Linked DNA regions of Homo sapiens: region 2 is linked to region 1. Evidence: read pairs that join two places in POLR2A ChIA-PET (ENCODE). Cell type or tissue: CD4-positive, alpha-beta T cell. All regions are shown on one strand. Each heading gives the region's core, and the rest is flanking DNA. Links, peaks and the distances in the headings are about the cores only.

What was found. Peaks named below come from ENCODE experiments on the same cell type or tissue, not always from the same donor. Only the 100,000 strongest peaks of a DNase experiment are listed, where the experiment ranks them.
Region 2: POLR2A ChIA-PET joins it to region 1 with 16 read pairs; 22 of 35 experiments call an interaction of 5 or more read pairs at or near these places.

What each region holds. Positions count from the first base shown.
Region 1 is chr11:64,264,974-64,275,157 of GRCh38, forward strand. It overlaps PLCB3 (phospholipase C beta 3), which reads left to right. Exons shown (of 31, transcript NM_000932.5): 23 at 1-131; 24 at 219-254; 25 at 337-529; 26 at 913-1,066; 27 at 1,153-1,229; 28 at 1,342-1,431; 29 at 1,522-1,579; 30 at 2,212-2,298; 31 at 2,380-2,950. The coding sequence ends at 2,583. It overlaps BAD (BCL2 associated agonist of cell death), which reads right to left. Exons shown (of 4, transcript NM_032989.3): 3 at 6,640-6,830; 4 at 4,857-5,364. The coding sequence ends at 5,236. It also overlaps a transcript of GPR137 not described here. Among named protein-coding and RNA genes, the nearest start is that of BAD, 15 kb to the right of the region's middle. RefSeq lists a silencer at 4,519-4,638 and enhancers at 5,089-5,518, 5,648-6,213, 6,382-6,611, 6,622-6,671, 10,129-10,184. In CD4-positive, alpha-beta T cell, for the core only: no CTCF peak of the experiment used is centred there; DNase peaks (open chromatin) are centred at 5,068, 5,788, 6,088, 6,498 and 5 weaker places; H3K4me3 peaks cover 3,599 bases; H3K27ac peaks cover 3,768 bases.
Region 2 is chr11:64,334,265-64,344,102 of GRCh38, forward strand. CCDC88B (coiled-coil domain containing 88B) reads left to right here and starts at 5,940. Exons shown (of 27, transcript NM_032251.6): 1 at 5,940-6,062; 2 at 6,343-6,488; 3 at 6,643-6,754; 4 at 6,845-6,914; 5 at 7,006-7,064; 6 at 7,157-7,240; 7 at 7,335-7,478; 8 at 7,730-7,875; 9 at 8,030-8,111; 10 at 8,258-8,416; 11 at 8,915-9,061; 12 at 9,243-9,351; 13 at 9,514-9,650; 14 at 9,733-9,838. The coding sequence starts at 6,003. MIR7155 (microRNA 7155) reads right to left here and starts at 7,640; the gene lies at 7,585-7,640. LOC102723878 (a long non-coding RNA gene) reads right to left here and starts at 6,528. Exons shown (of 4, transcript NR_188518.1): 1 at 6,277-6,528; 2 at 5,636-5,814. RefSeq lists enhancers at 578-1,078, 673-932, 1,183-1,242, a cis regulatory region at 671-1,366 and silencers at 6,479-6,558, 6,579-6,628, 8,493-8,787. In CD4-positive, alpha-beta T cell, for the core only: no CTCF peak of the experiment used is centred there; DNase peaks (open chromatin) are centred at 5,937, 6,557, 7,897, 8,407 and 2 weaker places; H3K4me3 peaks cover 2,748 bases; H3K27ac peaks cover 2,074 bases.

The sequences.
Region 1 (10,184 bases), core at 1,377-9,376:
CCAGGACACCCAGTCTCAGCAGCTGGGGTCTCAGCCGTCCTCAAACCCCACCCCCAGCCCACTGGATGCCTCCCCCCGCCGGCCCCCTGGCCCCACCACCTCCCCTGCCAGCACCTCCCTCAGCAGCCCAGGTAAGGAGTGGCCTGGGTCGGGGGTGGGCTGCAGGGAGGCACCCCCCACCCTGTCCTCCAGCTCCTCACAGGGCCTCTGCTCCCCAGGGCAGCGTGATGATCTCATCGCCAGCATCCTCTCAGGTAGGGGGCGGGGTACCTGGAGGCAGGGGGCTGCCTTGCAGGTTCCCCCACCCCCCGCCCACCTTTGCTCTGCCGCTCCCAGAGGTGGCCCCCACCCCGCTGGATGAGCTCCGAGGTCACAAGGCTCTGGTCAAGCTCCGGAGCCGGCAAGAGCGAGACCTGCGGGAGCTGCGCAAGAAGCATCAGCGGAAGGCAGTCACCCTCACCCGCCGCCTGCTGGATGGCCTGGCTCAGGCACAGGCTGAGGGCAGGTGCCGGCTGCGGCCAGGTGCCCTGTGAGTGTCTGGGCCGCCTGTGTGCTATGTGTGCTGGGTGTGCTGATGTGAACATGGGGGTCGGTGGGCATGGAGAGATGGCAAGAGCTGCTCCTTGACCCCCAGGGAGGAGGGTTCAGTGCAAGGATGGAGGAGGCTTTCCACACCAGGCGTCCCTGTGTCCCCCAGGGAGTGACATCTCTTTTGAAGTCCATGAGGAGCATGTTGCCCAAACAGGCTCCCATCACTTGGGTGGAGCTAACAGGCCTCCTGGTTTGCATAACAGACCTGGCCCCATGGGATGGTGTCTGCCATCGCTTGCCAGGATGTGCCCCCCTACACACCCTCCCCATCCCAGTCCATGTGACGGGCCCAGGCATCACCCAGAGGGGTTCTCCTCGCAGAGGTGGGGCCGCTGATGTGGAGGACACGAAGGAGGGGGAGGACGAGGCAAAGCGGTATCAGGAGTTCCAGAACAGACAGGTGCAGAGCCTGCTGGAGCTGCGGGAGGCCCAGGTGGACGCAGAGGCCCAGCGGAGGCTGGAACACCTGAGACAGGTAGGGGGCCTGCAGTGGCCAGGGAAAGCCTGCTGGATAGACCCGTCGTCAGCCCGGCATCACCTGTCAGCTCCCTGTGTCCACAGGCTCTGCAGCGGCTCAGGGAGGTCGTCCTTGATGCAAACACAACTCAGTTCAAGAGGCTGAAAGAGATGAACGAGAGGTGAAAGCCGAGGATTGTCTATGGGAAGGGCTGGGGACTTCTAGTACCAGAAGGAGGGCAGAGTCTGTGCTTCTGCCGCTGACCCCTCCTCTTCCCCTGCCGGCTTCTCCAGGGAGAAGAAGGAGCTGCAGAAGATCCTGGACAGAAAGCGCCATAACAGCATCTCGGAGGCCAAGATGAGGGACAAGCATAAGAAGGAGGCGTAAGGGCACCGGGACCGGGGGCCATCTGGGTACTGGGGAGGCAGGGCAGGTGTCTGGGCCCCGAGCCATCCTGCGTTGCTCCCGTGCAGGGAACTGACGGAGATTAACCGTCGGCACATCACTGAGTCAGTCAACTCCATCCGTCGGGTGAGTCAGGCTCCCGGGCCACCCTACCCCACCTCCCTTCCTTCACTCATCAGACACCCATCTCCATGCCTGGCCTGGTGCCACGTTGCCCTCAAGGTTCTTCTAGGGCCTTTCTCAAGTGCCCAACAGCCCCAGGGTACCCACATCATACCCAAAGCCAACTGTCTGTACCAGTGTCCCTGGCTTTGGCGTCCTTGGGCCCAGTCCTCTCACAACCCTGATACATTGCCCTGGGAGCCTTCGCCCACCTGACTTCTTTTTCTTTGAGACAGAGTCTCACTCTGTCGCCCAGGCTGGAGTGCAGTGGCGCGATCTTGGCTCACTGCAACCTCTTGGGTTCAAGCAATTCTCTTGCCTCAGCCTCCCGAGTAGCTGGGATTACAGGCATCCGCCACCATGCCTGGCTAATTTTTTTATTTTTAGTAGAGATGGGGTTTCACCATGTTGGCCAGGCTGTTCTCGAACTCCTGACCTCAGGTGATCCGCCCGCCTTGGCCTCCCAAAGTGCTGGGATTATAGATGTGAGCCACTGCACCCGGCCTCGCCCACCTGACTTCTATACCCAGCCAGAGCCTCGAGGCTCTAGCCCCTCCCTCAGGGCCCCTCAGCTGAGCCCTTGCCCACCCCTGTAGCTGGAGGAGGCCCAGAAGCAGCGGCATGACCGTCTTGTGGCTGGGCAGCAGCAGGTCCTGCAACAGCTGGCAGAAGAGGAGCCCAAGGTGAGGCCATGGGCGAACAGGTGGGCAGACGGGGTGCAAGGCAGCCAGGCCTCGCCTGTGATGCCCATCCTTCTCCCACAGCTGCTGGCCCAGCTGGCCCAGGAGTGTCAGGAGCAGCGGGCGAGGCTCCCCCAGGAGATCCGCCGGAGCCTGCTGGGCGAGATGCCGGAGGGGCTGGGGGACGGGCCTCTGGTGGCCTGTGCCAGCAACGGTCACGCACCCGGGAGCAGCGGGCACCTGTCGGGCGCTGACTCGGAGAGCCAGGAGGAGAACACGCAGCTCTGAACTGGCTGAGCGAGGTGGCCACAGGGCCAGGGCGGGCGCTGGGTGGAGGGCAGGAGGCAATGACACTAATGCTTTTTTTTTTTTTTTTTAACTTTTTATCTAGAAATTTTATTTTTTTAAACCCGGGGCAAGTACCTCAGCTAACTCCCTTCATCCTCCTGGGGCCCCTCCTTCCTGCCCTCAGTCTTAGGTTAGGGCCTTGGTCAGGGCTTTGCTCCCTGTGACACCCACACCCTCGAGCTAGCAGCGTCTCCTCCCTTCCCCGGGAGAGCTGGCTGGAGACTTGGAGCTCCGGGAAGTAGGAGTCACATTTTTTTCTCTATTCTTTGGGGATTTTTTTTACATGAATAAAAGTGGATTTCAGGGACCCTGTGTGCAGTGTGATTTGGGGTGACAGGACTCTGGGCCCTAAGTTTCCTCATCTATAAAATGGACTTTGGGCATTTGGTGGGGTTGAGGTCACGCCTCCAGCCAAGGGCTGCTGGGTTGAACCTGAGCTTGCCCTGCCGAGTCTGCTGAGCTTCCGTGGCCTTCTGCTTGTGCCCTCTGCCCCCAAGCCGCTGTTCCTGTTCCCCCATCCCCATGACTTTCGTCTCTCCGAGGCTCTCCCTGTTCTCTCTTTTCTGAGGCTCAGGCCTCTGCTTCAGGAAGCCTTCCCTGCCCCGCTTCCTGTGGCCTGATATGACCCAAACGCCTAGTATCTTCCGCTGGGGCTGCTCTGGGCCCCCGACAGGCAGTTGACTCTATCAGGTGATGGATCGGCCAGGGTGGAGCAGGGCAGCTCAGAACCTGCCCAACACCGGGGGACCTGGGTCTTCAGAAATAGGTGGGCAGTAGGCCTGCCTGTGACTCTGGGGGAAGGGAAGTGGACAGTCACAGACACGCAGGGGCTGGGCCACCCAGCATCCCCTCATCCCTGTGAGGGAGATGTTATGCCTGTTTTACAGATGAGGAGACTGAGGCCCGGAGCCATCTGTCGTGTGCTAGGCCACAGCTAAGTCAAGACGTCCTGACCTGGAGGCAGGGCAGGCCTGGACCCTCCGTGGTGGACTGTCTTCAGCCAGCCTGGACCTGTCCCATGCCTCAAGACCAGCGAAAAGTGGCAGAGAGCCCACAGTGCGGGCTCCAGGGCGGGGCTGGGCTCGCAGCAGGGTCGGCTTGGCACCTCTTCAAGGCCTCTCCCAGCTTCCTGGCTCTTCCCAGGCTGCCCGCCTGCATCCCTCCTCCAGGGGAAGGCGGCCTCTTATCTGGGCTTATCTCCTGCCAATTGAGTATCTTCTTTGCTTTGTTTTTGCTGCAGCCTCAGGCAAACAGATGGGGTGGGGAGGCCAGGGAAACAGGCTCCGGAGTAGGGCCCTCCTCCCTCAGGGTCAATGCAATGGCCCCAGACTTCCTCACTTCTTCTGTGGGACGCTGCCCTATCCCCCAGTTCTGCTCACTCCAGTGTATTCCGTATCTAGGCTCCTCAGCAGCCAACTCCCACCTTCCTGACTCTAGCTGGTGTCCACTGAGGGACACACTCCAAGTCAGTTCCCAGGTCCTCAAATACCAGCTGAATGTCTAACTTCTGGGTGTGACATTCCAGCCCCTAGAAGCCTGGCCTCTGCTGCTCCCCTGTCCTTCCATGGGTCCACTCCTCCTTGCGCCGGGGGGGATGACCCTCACCTCACCTTCCGGTCGCAGCTCTAGCTGCCTCCTCCCTGAAGCCCTCTCTGACTGCCCTGCCGATTCCGGGCCCTCGGGAGCTTCCGCGAGCAGGGCCGTGGCGCAATGCATCTCTGTGCCCGGCACCAAGAACCGGCCCGGGTTATAGGGGGCGCCAATAAATCTTTCTGGAACGGAGCCCCCGCTCTGTCCGGGTCCCCGCATGAAGCCTCAGTTTCCAGCGACCGCGCTGCTGCCAGCCTGGCTCAGCCGCTCCCTCCCGCCCCGCGAGGTACCCGGGCGGCGCTGGCCCCGGGCCGGCCACACAGTAGCTGCTGGAAAGGGCTGACCCAAATAGGAGCGAGTGACCCTCTCTGGGGGGCCGCGGCACGGTTTGCAGAGCGCGGGATCGGGCTGCCGGCAGCGCTGCGGTCCCAATGCGCGTGCTGGGGACTTGGACCTGGGCCGCGCAGCCCAGGCCCGCGAGCCGCCGCGACCCCTTCCGTCTCTGTCGCTGGATGTCAGGCAGAGCCTAAGTTTCCCTCGTAAGACAGCGGCCTCTTTTGAAAGTATCCGTGAGAGCACTACCCCGGCCTGCCGGAGCCCCAGTCGACGCACAGAAAAGCCTCGGCGGCACAGACGCGGGCTTTATTAACATTTGGTAGTGAGCACGGCCCCCAGGGCATCGCGGGGGCTCGGGTCCCGGTGACGCAACGGTTAAACCTGGCTCGCGACTTAGCGCAGGCGCCTGGGGGAAAGCCCGGAGCCTGAGGGCGGGGCCACGGAGCCACTTCCGGCGGCTGTGGGCGGAAAACCCAAAACTTCCGATGGGACCAAGCCTTCCGTGGCTTCACACGCACCGGAAGGGAATCTGGGTCAGCCCTCCCTCCAAAGGAGACAGCACGGATCCTCTTTTTGCATAGGCCTGAGGGAAGTACTTCCGCCCATATTCAAGATGGCTGCCCAGGGCAGTGGGAACGGGTGGAGTTTCGGGATGTGGAGCGAAGGTCACTGGGAGGGGGCGGAGCTTCCCCTGCCCAAGTTCCGATCCCACCAGGACTGGAAGACTCGCGTCCAGCTGGAGCTTTGCCGCATCTGCGTTGCTGTGCCCGCGCTCTTCGGGCGAGGAAGTCCCTTCTGGTGGAGGGAGAAAAGGGTTACATGAGTTAGATTACCATGGCAGCTCGAGCCAGGCTCTCCACTTCCGTGAGCCTTCCTCTAAGTGAGATCGGGGGGGAGATAATGAAGGCCACAACTCCCAGGAGGCTCCACGCCGGGCGGTCAGGGACGCTCGCGAGGACGCATGGGCCCCCAGGAATGGGAACTGGTTAGATCCCAGGAACTCCGTGCCGGAGACGGGAAGAGAGGATGCCTAGGGCCCTAAATGGAAAGGCCAGAGCTGGAGACCTAGCACCCAGAAGATGAGACCGCAATTCGAGAATCAAAGGGCCGGGAGCGATGGTGAGCGCCTGTAATCCCAGCACTTTGGGAGGTTGAAGCGGGAGGATCCTTTGAGGCCAGGAGTTCCAGGCTGCAGTGAGCCGTGATCGCACCACTGCACTCCAGCCTGGGCGACAGAGCGCACAGGTGCCAGCAAGGAGCACAAATACCAGCATGCCTGGTCTTCCAAGAATTCGGGGAACCCAGGAGCTTTGGCCTGGAGTGGGATCTAGACTACAGATCCCAGCATGCCCTGTGAGACACACACACACACACACACACACACACACACGCCTGGAGTGGGATCTAGACTACAGATCCCAGCATGCCCTGTGACACACACACACACACACACACACACACACACACACACGCCTGGAGTGGGATCTAGACTACAGATCCCAGCATGCCCTGTGACTGACACACACACACACACACACACACACACCTGGAGTGGGATCTAGACTACAGATCCCAGCATGCCCTGTGACTCTCTCACACACACACACACACACACACACACCTGGAGTGGGATCTAGACTACAGATCCCAGCATGCCCTGTGACTCACACACACACACACACACACACACACACACACACACACACGCCTGGAGTGGGATCTAGACTACAGATCCCAGCATGCCCTGTGACTCTCACACACACACACACACACACACACACACACACACACACGCCTGGAGTGGGATCTAGACTACAGATCCCAGCATGCCCTGTGACTCACACACACACACACACACACACACCAGGCGGGGGAAGAGCTGGGGAGTGGGGGCGGGGAAGTCTTGTGACTACAAATCCCAGAATGCTCTGGAGCTAGGAAGGAACAGGACGGCTTTGGGGAGGGGTCGTGGGACTCCAGATCCGGGCGTGCCTTGGGACAAGGCAGGGACAGACCGGCGGGGGGCGGCCTGGTACTTCAGGTCCTGGCACGCTGGGGACTGGCGCTCACCTTAAAGGAGTCCACAAACTCGTCACTCATCCTCCGGAGCTCGCGGCCATAGCGCTGTGCTGCCCAGAGGTTGGGGGGCGCCGAGCGCGAGCGGCCCCGAAAGGGGCTGGGCTCCTCCCCCATCCCTTCGTCGTCCTCCGTCCCCGCGGGGTAGGAGCTGTGGCGACTCCGGATCTCCACAGCCCCAGCGCCTGCAGAGGGTCAGTGGGTAGGGGGGCGACGTTAATCTCAGCTCCTCTAAGCCCCTGGCCCTGCCTGAACCCTCCCCATCAGCTCTGCAGGCCCACTCGTGGGTCTTCCAGGGGCGCATCACAGCCCACCTCTCAGAGCCCCAGTCCCTTGTATGTGAATCGAGGGGAAGCTCAGGGGCCTTTGGTGAAGATTTAGGTTAACTTCTCATTAATCCCACGAATCCTTACCGAGTGCCAATAATGGGTGAGGCCCTGTGCCTAGCACAAAATAAGGGCATAAGAAATACTAGTTACATCACAAGGTCAGGAGATCGAGACCATCCTGGCCAACATGGTGAAACCCTGTCTCTACTCAAAACACAAAAATTAGCTGGGCATAGTGGCACGTGCCTATAGTCCCAGTTACTCGGGAGGCTGAGGCAGAAGAATCGTTTGAACCCAGGAGGGAGAGGTCGCAGTGAGCCGAGATCACGCCACTGCACTCCAGCCTGGGCGACAGGCTTTTTTTCTCAAAAGAAAAAAAAAAAAAGCAAGAAGTATTATTAGTGCAAGACCTTCATGGGGCCTCCTGGCAACCCCTGGGTTGGTAGCTATTTCATAGTGTCTGTTCTACATCGGAGGAAGCCAATCCCTTGGATAGGAAAGTGTCCTGCCACAGCCGGCAGGATTGAATGCCTCCTCTGCAAGGGACCTGCAGAGCCCCTGGAGAACAAGAACTTGGCCGCTACATGTCCGCATCCCCCACAGAGCCTTCTCTGGAGACAGTGTCTGGAACTGTTGACGTTTTTAGGTACCATTGATGGTGCACTTACGTGTAGGCCGAGACATTCCCTTATTATCCTCCTAACCACCCTGGGAGGTGAGTACCAAACATGCTTAGGTGAGAAGACAGAAGCTTAGAGAGTTAAGACTTGCCCAGTTTCTGTGAAGCTGTGGAGGCCTGAGGCTGGAAGGTTCCAAAGGTTTGGTGGAATCCAGAGTCCAGTGATGATCAGCGGAGCTCTGTGTCTCTCCCCTTGTCTAGCCAGCCTTCGACTCTCTTAGCCTGTGTCCTCACCTTTATGAGGGGATAATCCTAGCCCTGACTCCCAGTGGCTGTGTGAACATCACATAAAATTAAAAAATGTGAAAGTGCTTTGTGGCTGGGCGTGATTCCTCACGCCTGTAATCCCAGCACTTTGGGAGGCTGAGGCAGGTGGATTGCTTGAGTTCAGGAGTTCGAGACCAGCCTAGGCAACATTGCAAAACCCCATCTCTATTAATTTAAAAAATTAATAAAAGAAGGCCAGACGTGGTGGCTCACGCCAGTAATCCCAGCACTTTGGGAGGCCAAGGCAGGTGGATCACCTGAGGTCAGAAGTTCGAGACCAGCCTGGCCTCAAACTCTGGTGAAACTCCGTCTCTACTAAAAATACAAAAATTAGTTAGGTGTGGTGGTTCACGCCTGTAGTCCCAGCCACTCAGGAGGCTGAAGCAGGAGAACTGCTTTAACCCAGTGGGTGGAGGTTGCAGTGAGCCGAGATTGTGCCACTGCACTCCAGCCTGGGTGGCAGAGCGAGACTCTGTCTCAAATAATAATAATAATAACAAAAGAAAAAAGAAAGTGCTTTGTAGGCTGCAAGTGCACTATGGGTTATTATTCAGAGGCCCGCCTACTATGGTCTATTTGAACTGTGCTCTGTGCCATCTCCCAACTCCTGCCAACTCCACTCCTCTACCCAGACCGATAAAGACTTAGAACCACTCCCCTGAGCAAACACTCAGAGTGCAATGACAGAGTGAGAAGCAGGTGGGGGGCTGGGCGCAGTGGCTCACGCCTGTAATCCCAGCACTTTGGGAGGCCGAGGTTGGGGAGATCACGAGGTCAGGAGTTTAAGACCAGACTGACCAAGATGGTAAAACCCCGTCTCTACTAAAAATACAAAAAAATTAGCCAGGCGCGGTGGCAGGCACCTGTAATCCCAGCTACTCGGGAGGCTGAAGCAGAAGAATCGCTTGAACCTGGGCAGCAGAGGTTACAGTGAGCCAAGATCACGCCACTGCACCCATCTCAAAAAAAAAAAAAAAAAAAAAAAAAGAGAGGCAGGTAGGGAAACATGCTGGGTGTTTATGGCAAGATATGTCTGTCAGGGAGGCTCTTTGGAGGAGGTAAATTACAGGCCAGGAACTGAAGGCGGGGGATAACCATTGGAATGTCTCTTCTCCCCTCAGAGGACCTGAGGACCTGGCCTGTGGGCCAGTGCAGGGCCTCCAGGGGTCCCAGCTAGGACACATAAATGAGACACATGACTAAGAAAGCAAGTAGGTGGCCGGGTGCGGTGGCTTACGCCTTTAATCCCAACACTTTGGGAGGCCGAGGCAGGCGCATCACGAGGTCAGGAGATCGAGACCATCCTAACACGGTGAAACCCCATCTGTACTAAAAGTACAAAAAATTAGCTGGGCATGGTGGCTGGCGCCTTAGTTCCAGCTACTCGGGAGGGTGAGGCAGGACAATGGCGTGAACCCGGGAGGCGGAGCTTGCAGTGAGCTGAGATCACGCCACTGCACTCCAGCCTGGGTGACAGAGTGAAACTCTACCTCGAGAAAAAAAAAAAAAGCAAGTAGGCGCAGTGGCTCACGCCAGTAATCCCAACACTTTGGGAGGCCAAGGCAGGTGGATCACTTGAGGCCAGGAGTTCGAGATCAGCCTGACCCAACATGGCAAAAACCCATCTCTACTAAAAATACAAAAAAAGGCCAGGTGTGGTGGCTCACGCCTGTAATCCCAGCACTTTGGGAGCCCAAGGCAGGTGGATCACGAGGTCAGGAGTTCGAGACCAGCCTGACCCACATGGTGAAACCCTGTCTCTACTAAAAACACAAAAATTAGCCAGGTGTGGTGGCGCGAGCCTGTAATCCCAGCTACTCAGGAGGCTGAGGCGGGAGAATCACTTGAACCCAGGAGGCAGAGGTTGCAGTGAGCCGAGATTGCACCACTGCACTCCAGCCTGGGTGGCAGAGTGAGACTCTGTCTCAAAAAAAAAAAGAAACTAGCCAGGCATGGTGGTGTGGGCCTGTAGTCCCAGCTACTAGGGAGGTTAAGGCACAAGAATCACTTGAACCTGGGAGGCGGAGGTTGCAGTGAGCTGAGATCTCACCATTGCACTCCAGTCTGGCAGTCTGGGAGACAGAGTGAGACTTTGTCTCAAAAAAAAAAAAAAAAAAAAAAAGCGAGTAAGGGAACGAGAGGACGGAATCCGGAAAGGCCTAGGGTAAGATAGGCTGTGATCAGAGTGCCTGGGCATTCTGAGCATCACCAAAGCCCAGAGCTGCCCCCAGGTCAGGTGGGGATACCTCAAGACCCTGGAGGAG
Region 2 (9,838 bases), core at 1,839-9,838, 70 kb after region 1:
AGGCTGGTCTTGAACTCCTGACCTTAGGTGATCTGCCCGCCTCAGTTTCCCGAAGTGTTGGGATTACAGGCGTGAGCCATGGTGTCCGGACTCTGTGTACTCTGGATATTGGTTTTTCTTTTTCTTTTTTTTTTTTGAGACAGAGTTTCACTCTTGTTGCCCAGGCTGGAGTGCAATGGTGCCATCGCGGCTCACTGCAAGCTCTGCCTCCTGGGTTCAAGCGATTCTCCTGCCTCAAGCTCCCAAGTAGCTGGGGTTACAGGCATGCACCACCAAGCCTGGCTAATTTTTGTATTTTTAGTAGAGACAGGGTTTCTCCATGTTGGTCAGGCTGGTCTTGAACTCCCGACCTCAGGTGATCTGCCCGCCTTGGCATCCCAAAGTGCTGGGATTACAGGCGTGAGCCACCACGCCCAGCCGACATTGTTTTTTTGTTGAGACAGGATCTTGCTCTATTGCCCAAGCTGGAGTGCAGTGGTGTGATCACAACTCACTGCAGCCTTGACCTTCCTGGCTCAAGGGATCCTCTCACCTCAGCCTCCCAAGTAGCTGGGACCACAGGCACGCACCACCATGCCCAGTTAGTTTTTTAGTGTTTTTGTACAGATGGGGTCTTGCTATATTGTCCAGGCTGGTCTCCAACTACTGGGCTCAAGTGATCCTCCTGCCTCAGCCTCCCAAGATGCTTGGATTACAGGCATGAGCCACCACACCTGGCCTCATTCTTGACACTTTTGATCATGTGCTGTATCTGAAAAAAAATTTTAAGGGAAAAGTCCAAGGTAAAGGGACCACTTCCACCCTTTAAAGAACACCCCTGAACACCTAAATGGGCCTTGGAATCCCCGGATCTCAGCGTCAGCTGATGAGCAAAGCCCCTCTCCAGCCTCCCCTCCTCCCCACAGATTCCCTCTGCCTGACTCAGCTGAGGCGAGTCAGATAACCAGATGGAGGTGCAGCCAGGCTTGTCTGGAGTGACAGATGTGAGAGCAATAGAGACATGGCCCTGCCCCTAAGGCCTGAGGAAGGGTGTGACTCAGATATTGAGCAAGACAGAGGCCCTCAGTCACCAGGAGGTGAGCCCCTGTCACCACACTTGGATAACCCCGTGGGAGCTGCTGGGCGCGCACAGGACAGGTGCTCCTGAGGGATGCCCGTGCGGGGGTGGGTATGCAAATAGGAACAAGCTTTGCAGAGTGGACGGATGCTTGATATTATTATTATTATTTTAATATTATAAAATACTTTATTAAAATTCAGGAAGGGTTAGGTCAGGTGTGGCTCATGCCTGTAATCGCAGAACATTGGGAGGCTGAGTCACTTGAGGTCAGGAGTTTCAGACCAGCCTGGGCGATATGGTGAAAACCTCATCTCTACAAAAAATACAAAAATTAGCTGGGCGTGGTGGTGATGGGTGCCTGTAGTCCCTGGGGAGGCTGAGGCATGAGAATTGGTTGAAGCCAGAGGTGGAGACTGCAGTGAGCCAAGATCACGCCACTGTACTCCAGCCTGGGCAATAGAGTGAGTGAGACTCCATCTCCTCCCACCCCAAAAAAAAAGTAAAATAAAAAAGTAATAAGATTCAGGAAGGGTTAGTATTTTTAATTCAGTATATATATACATACATATATATACACATACATATATATACACATACATATATATACACATACATATATACATACATATACATATACACACACATATATACATATATACACATATATACATATATACACATATATACATATATACACACATATATATACACACACACATATATACATACACACACACACACACACACACACACACACACACACACACACACACATATATATATATATATCGGAGTTTTGCTGTTGTCCCCCAGGCTGGAGTGTAGTGGCCCGATCTCGGCTCACTGCAGTCACCGTCTCTGGGTTCAAGCAATTCTCATGCCTCAGCCTCCCCAGTGACTACAGGCATCCATCACCACCATGCCTGGCTAATTTTTGTATTTTTAGTAGAGACAGGGTTTCACCATATTGGCCAGGCTGGTCTCAAACTCCTGACCTCAGGTGATCCACCCACCTCGGCCTCCCAAAGTGCAGGGATTACAGGCGTGAGCCACTGTGCCTGGCCAGGTATAGAATTTTAAAAAAACTTACATTTTAGGTTCAGGGGTACACATGCAGCTTTGTTATATGGTAAACTCATGCCACGGGGGTTTGTTGTACAGATTATTTTGTCACCCAGGTATTAAGCCCAGTATCCAATAGTTATTTTTCCTGCTCCTCTCCCTCCTCCCACCCTCCACCCTCAAGTAGGCCCCAGTGTCTGTTGTTCCCCTCTTTGTGTCCGTGTGTTCTCATCATTTAACTCCCACTTATGAGGGACAACATGCGGTGTTTGGTTTCCTGTTCCTGCATTAGTTTGCTAAGAATAATGGCCTCCAGCTCCATCCATGTCCCACGAAGGACATGATCTCTTTCTCTCTTTTCTTTTTTTTTTTGAGATGGAGTTTCCCTTTTGTTGTCCAGGCTGGATTGCAGTGGTGCGATTTCGGCTCACCGCAACCTCCGCCTCCTGGGTTCAAGCGATTCTCCTGCCTCAGCCTCCCGAGTAGCTGGGATGACAGGTGTGAGCCACCGTGGCTGGCTAATTTTGTATTTTTAGTAGAGATGGGGTTTCTCCATGTTGGTCAGGCTGGTCTCGAACTCCGGACCTCAGGTGATCCGCCCGCCTCAGCCTCCCAAAGTGCTGGGATTACGGGCGTGAGCCACCGTGCCCGGCCTTGATCCTTGATATTATTAATACTAAAGATAATAATCAGGTTGGGTGTGGTGGCTCACACCTGTAATCCCAGCACTTTGGGAGGCTGAGGTGGGCAGATCACCTAAGGTCGGGAGTTTGAGACCAGCCTGGCCAACATGGTGAAACCCCATCTCTACTAAAAAAAATAGAAAAATTAGTCAGGCATGGCAGCGCATGCCTGTAATCCCAGCTCTGTAGGGAGCTGAGGCAGAAGAACCGCTTGAACCCAGGAGATAGAGGCTGCAGTGAGCCGAGATTGCTCCACCACACTCCAGCGTAGGTGATAGGGCGAGACTCTGTCTCAAAAATAATAATAATAATAATAATAATCACCCCAGGGACATTTAATGAAGGCTTGTGCTGGGCATCAAGGCCTGGAATTCTGGCAACAATGAGAGGATCACTCCCATTTCCAGAGGTATTTCAAAAGGGCTGAACAGCTGGCTGTGCTCCTCTGCTACCAATCCTGCATGGCTTCCTGTGGCCTGGTCAAGCCCAGCTCACCTTGACTATGGGTGCCCCTTGCTCCTTGCACTCTTGCCCCACTGCCTTCTTTTAGTTGGCTCTGCCACTTAAAAGCTGTGTGACCTTAGGCAAATTACTTAACCTCTCTGTTCCCTCCTCTATAAAATGGAGATAATCCATAGTCCTTATTTCACAGACTAGTCCAGAGCCAACACGTTAGTAAGTGTAAAGCACTTACAACCATGCCTAGCTCAAGGGAAGCCCGTGTTTGCTATGATGTCATTATTACGCCATATTTCATCAAATCTAAGATGTTGGCCAGATGTAGTGGTGCACGCCTGTAATCCCAGCACTTTGGGAGGTCAAGGCAAGCGGATTGCTTGAGATCAGGAGTTCAAGACCAGCCTGGGCAACATGGTGAAACCCCATCTTTACAAAAAATACAAAAATTAGTTGGGTGGATGGTGGATGTCTGTGGTCCCAGATACTGAGGAGGCTGAGGTGGGAGGATCCCTTGAGCCAGGGAAGTTGAGGCTACAGTGTGTTGTGATTGCATCACTGCACTCCAGCCTGGGTGACAGAGATCCTGTCTCAAAACAAAAAACAAAAAAAAACTAAGATGTCATCGATTATAAAAATGTCACTAAGAAAAGAGAATGCTGCCAGTTAACGATGTCCCAAGGTTCTTTCATCACTAGAATTTTTCTTTTGTATTTCTCGAAAGAGCTCTGTTTCACTTAAATGTAGATTCTTATCATATATAATTCTCATGCACACATAAAAAGGATAATAGAAGCAAAATAAATTGGTTACCATGTTCAGAAAACTCCTTCACATTTAGAGTCCAACTTGTTTGAATCATTTTTGGTCTGAGAGTCGTGATGTCTGTGTCTGCCTGCCACCTCCTTCTCTGAGTCCTTGAGAGTTCTACGGAGAGCAGTACTGCTCCAAACATTCCATAAAACAGCCAGGCGCTCTTAAGCCAGCTTTACAATTGTGCAGATGAAGTGGAGCCGAGTTTTCACTCTGCTCTAGGAGTGTCACTGACAGGCCGGGCGTGGTGGCTCACACCTGTAATCCCAGCACTTTCAGAGGCCGAGGTGGGTGGATTGCCTGAGGTCAGGAGTTCGAGACCAGCCTGGCCAACATGGTGAAACCCTGTCTCTACTAAAAACACAAAAAAGCATCTGGGCGTGGTGGCAGGTGCCTATAATCCCAGCTACTCAGGTGGCTGAGGCAGGAGAATTGCTTGAACCCGGGAGACGGAGGTTGCAGTGACCCGAAATTGCACCATTACACTCCAGCCTAGGCGACAGACACAGCGAGACTCCGTCTCACCAAAAAAAAAAAAAAAAAAAAAAAGGGAGTGTCACTGACAAGCCTGGTTCCCTTCCCCTGGGGTTTCCCACCATTTGAGTCCCAGGGCTAAAAAGGGTTCTGCTTGCCTCTAGGATTTCTTCCAAGCTGCTGACACTCTTCTGAAGGATTTGATGCTGGTGCTTTTCAGGTGTGGGTCCTGACAGTGATGTTGGGACGGCAGCTAGCCAGACAGCAACTGTACCATGTAAACTCACTTCAGAGGTGTAGAATGGGGGCTGCGTGAGGCAGCTCATGCCGTCATCTCAGCCCTTCAGGAGGCCAAGGCGGGAGGATCACTTGAGCCCAGGAGTTCGAGACCAGCCCGGGCAACACAGCAAGACTCTGTCTGTACAAAAAACAAGCAAAATAATTAGCCAGGTGTGGTGGCACACACCCGTAGTCCCAGTTACTCAGAAGGCTGAAGTAGGAGAATTGCTTAAGCCCAGGAGGTTGAAGTTGCAGCGAGTTGTGATCTTGCAACTGCACTCCAGACTAGGTCACAGATTCAGACTCTGTCTCTTAAAAACAAAACAAAACAAAAAGTGAAACGTGAACATTAAGCATCTTGGAATAGATAAAACATGCATAATTTCCAATCTTTTTGCTGACCATGCTTCCAGCTGCCTCAGAGCAGTTGCACATTCTGTTCCTGCTGCCTGGAATACCCTCCCTTCCTTTCCACTTTGCCCTGTTAACCCAGCCATCCCTGATCTCATGCGTACTCCAGGATGCCTTCCCTGATCATCCTGCCGAGGTCAAATCCCCTCCCCTTCATAGCACCTAGTATGGCTACAACAGTCTCGAGTGTATAGAGGATGGGGTGGGGTGAGGTCACAGGAATGATGCTCCCTTCTATCTGGGGTTCAAGGGAGGCTTCTTGGAGGAGCATCTGAACCAGGCTTCCCAGGGGATGTGGTTTGGGTAACTTTGAGAAATACTGAAGGGAAAAGAAAGAACGCTGTAGTGAGTGAAGCCTGGCATTTGGGAAGATGGGTGTGTGGGTGACCAAACTCACCACGCAAGGCCCAGAGCCCTTTTGAGGCCCTCGAAGGTCCCAGGCTGGGGTCATCCTCTCCAGTTTCAGTTTGAGAAAACAAGGCCCAGAGAGGTGAAGGGCTGTTCGGTCATTGCCCATGGAGCCAGGGGAGCTGTGGGCCTTCCGCCGCCAACCTCTGGGCTAGCCCTGCAGAGATGCTAGGAGGATGCAGGGAGGTGAGGTGGGGGCTGAGGTAGGACTCAGACTGCCCAGGCCCGCCTGCACCCGGAAGGAGGAAGCTGCACAGGGTGTCTGTGGCTGGCCCCGGGATCCCCCACTCGGGGACTTCCTCTTCCTCTCAGGGCAGGTGCAGCTGCCACAGTGAGACGGGCACCCCGACCCGGGCATGGAGGGGGGCAAGGGGCCCAGGCTCAGAGACTTCCTGAGTGGGAGTCTGGCTACCTGGGTGAGGGGGCAGGTGGCAGCGGGTTGGGGAGGGGAAGTGAGCCCCAGCCAGGGGCTGGTGTTGGCGCTGGCCGGGGGAGGGTGAGGCAGAACCAGGCCGGAGGGGAGGGCTGGGTTCAAATGTGGGGGATGGAGATATGGTGTGGGGGGCTGTGGTGAGGGAAGAGGGGACAGAGGCACTCAGAGGACGGGTGAGAAGGGGTGCTTGGGCTCACTGGGGCAGGTCGGAGGGGCTCAGGGTTCACTCTGCTGGTCGGCTGACCCCTCTGGGCTCCTCACAGGCGCTGGGACTGGCCGGGCTGGTCGGGGAGGCGGAGGACTCGGAGGGGGAAGAAGAGGAAGAGGAGGAAGAGCCGCCCCTTTGGTTGGAGAAGAGATTCCTGCGCCTCAGCGATGGGGCCCTGCTCCTCCGGGTGCTGGGCATCATGTAAGGGGCATCGGGCCGGGGCGGTGGCGGGGAAGGATCTGAGAGGAGGGGAAGCGGGTGGGCGGAGCCTGATGCTCAGTGGGCGGGGCCTGAGGGACGGTGGGCGAGGCCTGTTGACGGGAGGCGGGTCCTCGAGCCCACCTCCGGCTCATAGTGCCCCCAGCTCCCGAGGGGGACCTCGGATGCTCAGAGGCCTTGACGGACCTGCTGCCTGGCGAGTGTGGAACCTGAACCACCTGTGGGGCCGACTGAGGGACTTCTACCAGGTAAGGGGTCTCGAGGGAAAGGCGGAGACAGGAGGGGAAGAGGAGCCCCTTCGGGAAGGCGCCTCATATAGTCTGCCTCTCTGCCTCCAGGAGGAGCTGCAGCTGCTGATCCTGTCGCCACCCCCAGACCTCCAGACATTGGGATTTGACCCTCTCTCAGGTGCTCTCCCCACCCACACCCTCCTGCCTCTGCCCCCGCACTACTCTACCTTCCCCGCCCCAGTTAACCCCTTGTGGCATGTGCCTTGCAGAAGAAGCGGTGGAGCAGCTGGAAGGCGTTCTTCGGCTACTGTTGGGAGCGTCAGTACAGGTGAGCCGGCGGTGGGAAGGAAAGGTTAGGGTCGAGCTTTGGCGGTAGAGGAGGGAGATCCTGCACCAGCTCCCCTTCCTGTCTCCCCTCAGTGTGAGCACCGGGAACTCTTCATCCGCCACATCCAGGGCCTCAGTCTCGAGGTCCAGAGCGAGCTGGCCGCTGCCATCCAGGAGGTACTGAGACGGTTCGGCAGCCCAGACTGGTATGGCACCTGGGACGCCCTTGCCACACCGCGGCTTCCACTGAACTGCTCTTCCTGCGCCCCAGGTGACCCAGCCGGGGGCCGGCGTGGTGCTGGCACTGTCTGGGCCAGATCCTGGGGAGCTGGCACCTGCCGAGCTGGAGATGCTGTCCCGGAGCCTGATGGGGACACTGTCGAAGCTGGCACGGGAGCGTGACCTGGGGGCCCAGGTAGGGGCAGCAGGGGCATCGTGGACTCAGGTTGGGGAACTGGAGGACCATCAGGGAGCCGGTTGTGCAAGGGAGATGGAAGTTTGGGGCCCAGGCATGGGGTTGTGGTCTGAGGTCTTGGGCCATCAGTGATGTCACAACCAGATGGCCCAAGACCCCAGACCACAACCCCATGTCTGGTGTTGTGGTTGGGGGTCGATGTGCAGAGGCATTGGATAAGTTAGTCCTGACCCTTGACCCCTGACCTACAGCGGCTGGCTGAACTGCTGCTGGAGCGAGAACCCCTCTGCTTGAGGCCTGAGGCTCCCTCTAGGGCTCCCGCCGAGGGCCCCTCGCACCATCTGGCCCTGCAGCTGGCCAACGCCAAGGCTCAGCTGCGGCGTCTGCGGCAGGAGCTGTGAGTGTGCGCAGCCTGGGAAGGGGACTGAGTGGAGAGGGGCAGATTAAGCCTGGATGGGACCCTAGCCCTGGTGGCTACGGGAGGGGTCAGGCCTGGGAAGGGCTGGGGGTTGTGGGCCCCCAGACCCTCCCTAGACTCCCCTTCCCTCCAGGGAGGAGAAGGCCGAGCTGCTGCTAGACTCCCAGGCCGAGGTGCAGGGTTTGGAGGCCGAAATAAGAAGGCTCCGCCAGGAGGTGCGCTCACATGCTCCCCGCCACCGCGGCATTCCCTAACCTCCCCGCACCCGGTCCCATTGCCTCCCTCCCAACCCGGCTCCTTCCCGTCCCTAATCCCTCTGGCCCGCGGCTGGCTGTTCCCAGCTCCACACCGTCTGGCCCAGGCCCAGGCGCTGTCGGGACAGGCCAAGCGGGCCGAGCTGTACCGCGAGGAGGCAGAGGCGCTGCGGGAGCGGGCCGGCCGCCTGCCCCGCCTGCAGGAGGAGCTGAGGCGCTGCCGCGAGCGGCTGCAGGCGGCTGAGGCCTACAAGAGTCAGCTGGAGGTGAGGCGGAGACGGAGCCGCGGGGCGGGGCGTGCGCGAGGGGGCGGGCCAGGAGGAGGGGCGAGATTGGGTCCCGAGGGCAGAGAGGCAGGTTCTCTGGAGGGGACAGTCACAGGTGGAGAAATGGGTGAGGACAAATTCAGGGAGGTGGCGTCTGGGAAAGGGCCTCCAGAGGATGGGGCAGGTGTAGGGGAGTGGGGGGGCTGTGTAAGTGATGCAGCCTTGGAAGGAGGGCTGTTCCCGGGGGGGAGGGGCGGGGCATGGACAGAAGGGCGGGGCCTGCACAAAGGGCGGGGCCAGGGGCGAGGGAGAAAGTACCTGAAGAGATCTTGGTGGGAAGAAGATGGAAGGGAGTGGCGGGGCCTAGAGACTGATGGGGTGCAGGGTGGGGGAGGGAGGCAGGGTCTGTGACAGGCTGAGGGGAAGGAGTTTGGGACCCTCAGGCGCTGGAGTGCATGGGGGCTGCGTGGCTACCGGTTCTCCCTGCTCTCCCACCAGGAGGAGCGGGTGCTCTCGGGGGTGCTGGAGGCGTCCAAGGCGCTGCTGGAAGAGCAGCTGGAGGCTGCCCGAGAGCGCTGCGCCCGGCTGCACGAGACCCAGCGCGAGAACCTGCTGCTGCGAACCCGGCTGGGCGAGGCCCATGCGGTAAGGTAGCCAGAGTGATCCCACTTGGGTTGCCCCGTCACCCCATGACCCCATTGATTCCCTAGTGGTCCCTAGTGATTCTTGCAACCTCTGCTCTTGGTGACCTCTAGTGACCCTCCGACCTACACACTCGGCCTGGCCATGGTGTGGAGGGCTTGTCTGACCCTTCCCTCACCCCCAGGAGCTGGACTCTCTGCGGCATCAGGTGGACCAGCTGGCTGAGGAGAATGTGGAGCTGGAGCTGGAGCTTCAGCGGAGCTTGGAGCCACCTCCAGGATCCCCTGGGGAGGGTGAGGGACCCCACTGGAAGGGCTGGGGTGGGGGCTTCCTATGCTTTCCAGCAGTGTACTGGGGAGAGCCTCTGACTCCCTCCCTTCTCCCAAGCCTCTGGGGTGTGTATGTGAGGAGCCAGGCAGTAAAGGAGGGGTCCTGACCTCATCTCTCATCCTCAGCACCCCTAGCAGGAGCGGCCCCCTCGCTGCAAGATGAGGTGAGGGAGGCAGAGGCTGGGCGGCTTCGGACCCTTGAGAGGGAGAACCGGGAGCTTCGGGGGCTGCTTCAGGTGCTTCAGGGGCAGCCAGGGGGCCAGGTAAGTCCCCTCCCCCAGGGTCCTGGCCGGCCCTTCCCCTAGTCCCTCCCTGGGCCTGACTGTCCCTCTCGTATGCCCTCAGCACCCCCTGCTGGAGGCACCGAGAGAGGACCCTGTTCTTCCAGTGCTGGAGGAGGCTCCCCAGACTCCTGTGGCCTTCGACCACAGCCCTCAGGGCTTGGTTCAGA